Regions from separate parts of the Homo sapiens genome. Here region 2 is linked to region 1. Evidence: chromatin loops called from intact Hi-C (ENCODE). Cell type or tissue: heart right ventricle. All regions are shown on one strand. Links, peaks and the distances in the headings refer to the core of each region. The heading gives the core; the rest is flanking DNA. Region 1 overlaps A2ML1-AS1 (A2ML1 antisense RNA 1). Region 2 overlaps RIMKLB (ribosomal modification protein rimK like family member B).

Region 1 (2,920 bases), core at 306-2,805:
ATATTCAAACTTATTAGGTGAGCCTTATATAGCATATATACCTGGCTGCTATTGTGGGGTTTGGGAACATGAGGGGTGGGGTGAACTGTTGTTGTTTTAGGTTTCAGTCAGACAGACATCCCTGTGCCTCAGTTCCCAGAAGCACAGCAGGCCTCTAGGAGCATCCGTGGGAACGGCGCAGTCCTGACATCACCAACTCTCCTGCTCAGGCTCATCCCATATACAGAGGTCAAAGGGTGGGGTTTGAGATCGGGGGAAGGAATGAGAAAGTAGAAGCAATGTCACTTCAGTGCCACTGTTGACTAGTCTTTGGTGCTTATGTCAGTATTTGTTTTATTTCCTGATTTTTTTAAAGTTGGCAAAACTACATATTTTTATCTTGATGAAGGCAGTGGGAGGGTGGAACAAAAACAAGCCATTACTGCTATTTCTAGTTCATTTACTGGAGACTGTCCCTTAATAGCTAATGTAGAATAAATTTGAAACATAGACCTAGATGACAAAAAGAATGGGAATAGAAATGAATCTCAGGATTTGAACAAACAGAAGACGTTTATGCTGTGTTGATGCCCAGTTCTACAACTGCTATTACATTTGTCATTCTGTCTCCCCTTTTCCCCTAATTCTTTTATGTATGTATGTATACAGTTTGAGGAAATGTGCATCTATGGTCAGTCCTTTTTAAAAGACTTAATGAATTTATTACTCTTTTGCAAAAAATATACCCACTGCTTATATGGGCATACAAATGCTACCCTATTTTAAATGTAGGTGGCGTATGTGTTCGTGTTTTAATGTATTCAGAGCCATTGGGCAATAAGCAGTCCAGAACATTGAAAACTCAAGCAGGTAAAGCACCTAACACCCTTAGTTTCTAGAATTACTTTAAAAAACTTTTATATTGCTGCATCTTCCACAGTTCTTTGGGTAGTCTCTGAACTTAAAATTTGTAGGAGTTGTAGACTACCTAAATTTTTAAGTTATGGTATTTGTTCATAGGTTGTAGGGGTAGGTAAAGAAGGAAACAGACAAGAAAATGGCTTCTTGAGGTGGCAGCTGCTGAGTGGCTAAATCTTACCACTTTCTTTCTACTTTTTTTGGAAATTTTCCCAGCTTAGCATGAACATGGATCATACAGTGTTTGATTTTATGTGATTGAGATTTTTGTTTTTTATTTTTGGAGGGAAGGTCTTGGAGAAACATTAAAAAGTTGGTGTATGTGCAAAAATACGAAATGTTAAACAAAGGAATTTTTTCTTATTTAATCTGAATGGTAAGCAAGAACTTTTTCTATATACCCTTCTGCTGCAGCAGACAACTAAACTGGTAGGTGGCAGCAGAGGAAGGAATTCTTCAGATTGATGGCTACTGACTTAAAGTCTGCATAGGAGAAGAGATAGAGCATGACATACCAAGTGAAGCAAGGGGGACAAAAATGGAAACAGGACTAAGATTCCTGCATTTTGACTCTAAATGGTAAGTTATCTTTAACTAAGAATGTGTTTTTAGTCTGATAGCAATGTTATATAAATTATATGATTGGTACTATGGCATGTAATCATAAATGCCTGTAGGTCCTTGCCTTAACGTTGAATTTGACCTCACTGGTAAACTGTCATTCTTTACTTTGAATAATAACTAATAGTATGTAAAATTAGGATTTTTCTCCTCAGCATGTTGGTATATGTGACCTTTAATTATGGCAAAATTATGTGGACAGTAAATCTGAATGTTTTTAATTTGCAAGATAAATAAAATATGCATTGTTAATCATTTTATACAAATAAAAGGTTCTGGCCACGTACTGTGGCTCACGCCTGTAATCCTAACACTTTGGGAGACTGAGGAGAGTGGATCACCTGAGGTCAGGAGTTCAAAACTAGCCTGGCAAACATGGAGAAACCCCATCTCTACTAAAAATACAAAAATAAGCTGGACGTGGTGGCGGGCACTTGTAATCCCAGCTACGCGGGAGGCTGAGGCAGGAGAATCGCTTGAAACCCAGGAGGCAGAGGTTGCAGTGAGTGGAGATCAAGTCACTGCACTCCAGCCTGGGCAACAAGAACAAAACTCCATCTCAAATAAATAAAAATCAAAACTAAAAGATTCTTCCCTTTTTAGTGGGAGCTTTGGGAGATAACAAAGAGTATAATTGGAAAAAAAATTACTGAGGGTGGCGTGATCTCTTCCAGCTGGCTATCTAGGTCAAGACCCATTTCTTTGTCACTGTGCCATGTTCCACTCTGCCATCAGTTCCACCCTGCCTGTTCACCTTTCTCTCTTGCTTATCTGGCTGGGCTTTTCCCCTGTTCCTCTATCTCTCCCTGTCTTTGTGCCTCTCCCTTATCCAAGTCTGTTTGTAAGCTGCTTTTTCTCACATTCAGTCCTGAATTTTAATTATCCGATGTTGCCATTTTCCATCTCTGCCTGCCTGTTTTTCCTAAGAGAGTGTGCATGTCTGTCTTTCTCTTCCTCCCTCTCTCCCCACTTTTCATTTGCATTCTTCATTAGAATTTGACTAGACTGAATAGAAATTAAATGATACTTTGAAGTTCTCTAGAATTAAAGAATGTAAATTTCAATTAAATTTATAGAATGTAAATGTCAATTAAATTTATAAGATGCAGACCTGTTTATTCACCCAACTACTTATTTAACTATAGTATCTGTTGTTTCTGGCAACCAAGCTGTGTATGATCAGTTGGACAGAAATGAAAGGCATATGGTTCTTATCTTATTTCAGCTTTTTTTTTTTTTCCTTTTTTCCTTGAGACAGGGTCTCACTCTTTCTCTACTGTACTTGAGCCTGGGTGACAGAACAGTAATTTTGATTACTATATAAAAATTTTAATGCTTTAGAACTGAAAGAAAATGATAAACTTGAGTTTTAATCTGAATCAAAAATTGTTTTTTTCTGTAA
Region 2 (2,920 bases), core at 171-2,670, 71 kb before region 1:
TTTGAGCTCATATGTTAATGGATTTTCTTAGTAAGAGGTACCTTAATATCTTCAGATGGTAGATTGTGATTTTTTGCTTTTTCTGTACTAGAATAAATACCTTTGGGAAGGGTCCTCACAAGAAAGATGAGAGGGAGAGAAATGACTTTCATTTTAACTTTTTTTCTTTTATTCTGTGATGTAATAGAAATCTTTTATGCTCTCATTTGTCCTCTGTACAGAATAGGTTGACACATCCTTTTGGAAGCTTTAAATATTTGTAATGTATTTTGAGATTTTGACTCTAAACATTGAACTTTTCCTTTGTTTATTAAGGAAATTTGATCCAGTAAGAAACAACACTAAGTTTTAGATCCCAGGATGTTGACTTGAAAAACTTTTAAAGTAGAAAAATTATTCCTCGGGTTGGTCTAATAAGGGAACTAAAAGTTGGGAGAAACAAAGTGGTACTTTCTAAACTATTACCTTAGAAAAAATTTAGGAAATCTTAAGCAGTGAAACAAATGTCTGCTTATTTCCTATTTCAGAAGATGAATGAAGCACTTTAAGATTCCCATATACTCAGTTTTGCCTGAGTATTCCAAGATGCAGTGCTGTTTTTTATTGGTATGCTGATCCAGAAGTTTGTGTGGGAAAACTCTCAAAAATAAACTCTCTTTGTAGAATTTCTCTTTATTTCAAAAAAGGTACTTTTGTCAGTAGTATTTATTCAGCATCTGATATTTATACATTGTTTTTCTTGATGCACTGGAGGAAATAAAGAGAGGATGGGATTGGTTGACCTGAGCTTACATTCTAAGAGAGGAAATACTATACGGTACTCATCTATACTATATGTGGACATTTGCAATTGCTGCGTTTATGTTTCGCTACTGGAGAATATTTTCTTACAGTTATCTTATTGGGTAACCAAGTTTACTCCTTTAAACTACTAGGAAAAAAGTTTGCCATTTTATTTTATAGAGGACTCTACTGTCTTTTAAAATAGTGAATATTGTCTGAATTTTAAGATTCTGGATCATTAGCAGGACTGTCATTTTATTGGTGCACTTTTGAGCTCCTGTACTATTTAGATTTACTGGAATCCTTTTGACTTGTCAGCATTTCTGTTTTTTCCTGTTTTTCTTTTTTCTTTATGTTAGCAGATGGGAAAAATAGAAAAGTAGATGTTTTGAAATTCTGTTAAGAGGAAACAGCTGTGCCCAAGGCTAGGAGAGAACCATTGAGGGGCAGAAGCAGGCAGGCACGCCTGGAGCCTCTACCTTTGGGATTGAAGTCTTCACCCAACACTTCTGGCATCTCAGATGTGAATCCAGTTGGAGCACCCCTAAGAAGGCAAGCAGCTGTTGCTGCAGCAGCCCTTGGGGAGGCCCCATCGCTTGGGCACCGAGGAAGGCTAGCCGCATGTCCTCCTGTGGGAATGGCAGTGTACCACTGGACAGGTTTCACTTTCCCTGGTTTCACTTTCTGTGGTTTCAGTTACGCCCTGACACAGTACAACAGGATATTTTGAGAGTGGGAGAGACACCGCATTCATATAACTTTTATCATAGTATATTGTTATAATTGTTCTATTTTATTGCTAACATCTTACTGTGCCTAATATGCAAATTATCATAGATATGTATGTTTAGGAAAAAACATAGTATATGTACTATCTGCAGTTTCAGGCATCCACTGGGGGTCTTGGAATTATCCCTTGTGGATATGGAGGGACTACTGTACCTGGTAATCAGAGATTTAATGTAGAAAAATGTGGTTTTTGTTTTGTTTTGTTTTGAGATGGAGTCTTGCTGTTTTCCAGGCTGGAGTCCAGTGGCATCATCTGGGGTCACTGCAGTTTCGACTTCCCAGATTCAAGTGATTCTCCTGCCTCCGCCACCTGAGTAGCTGGGTTTACAAGCATGCACCAACACACCCGGCTATTTTTTTTTTTTGTATTTTTAGTAGAGATGGAGTCTTAATCATGTCAGCCAGGCTGGTCTTGAACTCCTGACCTCAAGTGATCTGCCCACCTCAGCCTCCCAAAATGAACTACCGCTCCCCGCCAGTTTTGTTTGTTTGTTTGTTTGTTTCCTTCTTTTTTTTTTTTTTTTTTTTGATGGAGTTTCGCTCTGTCACCCAGGCTGGAGAGCAGTGGCACGATCTCCACTCACTACAACCTCCGCCTCCTGGGTTCAAGCGATTATCCTGCCTCAGCCTCCCGAGTAGCTGGGATTACAGGCATGTACTGCCACACCTGGCTCATTTTTGTATTTTTAGTAAAGACAGGGTTTTGCCATATTGGCCAGGCTGGTCTCAAACTCCTGACCAAGTGATCCGCCCACCTTGGCCTTCCAAAGTTCTGGGATTACAGGCAGGAGCCATCATGCCTGGCCTAGAAAAACATGTTGACTGAAGGCTTTGTGGCTCTTCAGAGGGGAATATTATTTTCTGATTTCAGAATCATCGGGAACACTGTTGTAGCCCATGTAATTTCTGACTACTGATGTATCAGCAGCGGAACATTTCTGCTTCCCAATTGCTAGTGACTATAACATTCCATCCTGACTGCTATTGGGGCAGCAACTGCCACACTCAGGTGAAGACCCACTGTGCAATGAAATTAATCATTGATTGGCAAGGCATGGTGGCTCACAGCCATAACCCCAGCACTTTGGGAGGCCAAAGTGGGAGGATTGGTTGAGGCCAGGAGTTTGAGATCAGTCTGGGCAACGTAGTGAGACCACATCTTTACCAAAAAAAAAAAAAAAAAAAAAAAATTAGAGACCGGGCCTGTTGGCTCACGCCTATAATTCCATCATTTTGGGCAACATGGCAAAACCCCATATCTACTAAAAAGAGAAAAGTACGAAAATTAGCTGGGCATGGTGGTGGGCATCTGTAATCCCAGCTACTCAGGAGGCTGAGGCAGGAGAAT

The links. Peaks named below come from ENCODE experiments on the same cell type or tissue, not always from the same donor. Only the 100,000 strongest peaks of a DNase experiment are listed, where the experiment ranks them.
Region 2: it touches region 1 in a loop (1.8-fold over the local background); 7 of 110 quality-filtered maps call a loop at or near these places.

The regions. Positions count from the first base shown.
Region 1 is chr12:8,779,264-8,782,183 of GRCh38, forward strand. The region is part of intron 1 of A2ML1-AS1 (A2ML1 antisense RNA 1); the gene reads right to left. It also overlaps a transcript of RIMKLB not described here. Among named protein-coding and RNA genes, the nearest start is that of LINC02972, 7.5 kb to the right of the region's middle. In heart right ventricle, for the core only: a CTCF peak has its summit at 1,314; no DNase peak of the experiment used is centred there.
Region 2 is chr12:8,708,228-8,711,147 of GRCh38, forward strand. All of the region lies in intron 1 of RIMKLB (ribosomal modification protein rimK like family member B), which reads left to right. Among named protein-coding and RNA genes, the nearest start is that of RIMKLB, 12 kb to the left of the region's middle. In heart right ventricle, for the core only: no CTCF peak of the experiment used is centred there; a DNase peak (open chromatin) is centred at 1,371; H3K4me3 peaks cover 895 bases; H3K27ac peaks cover 1,821 bases.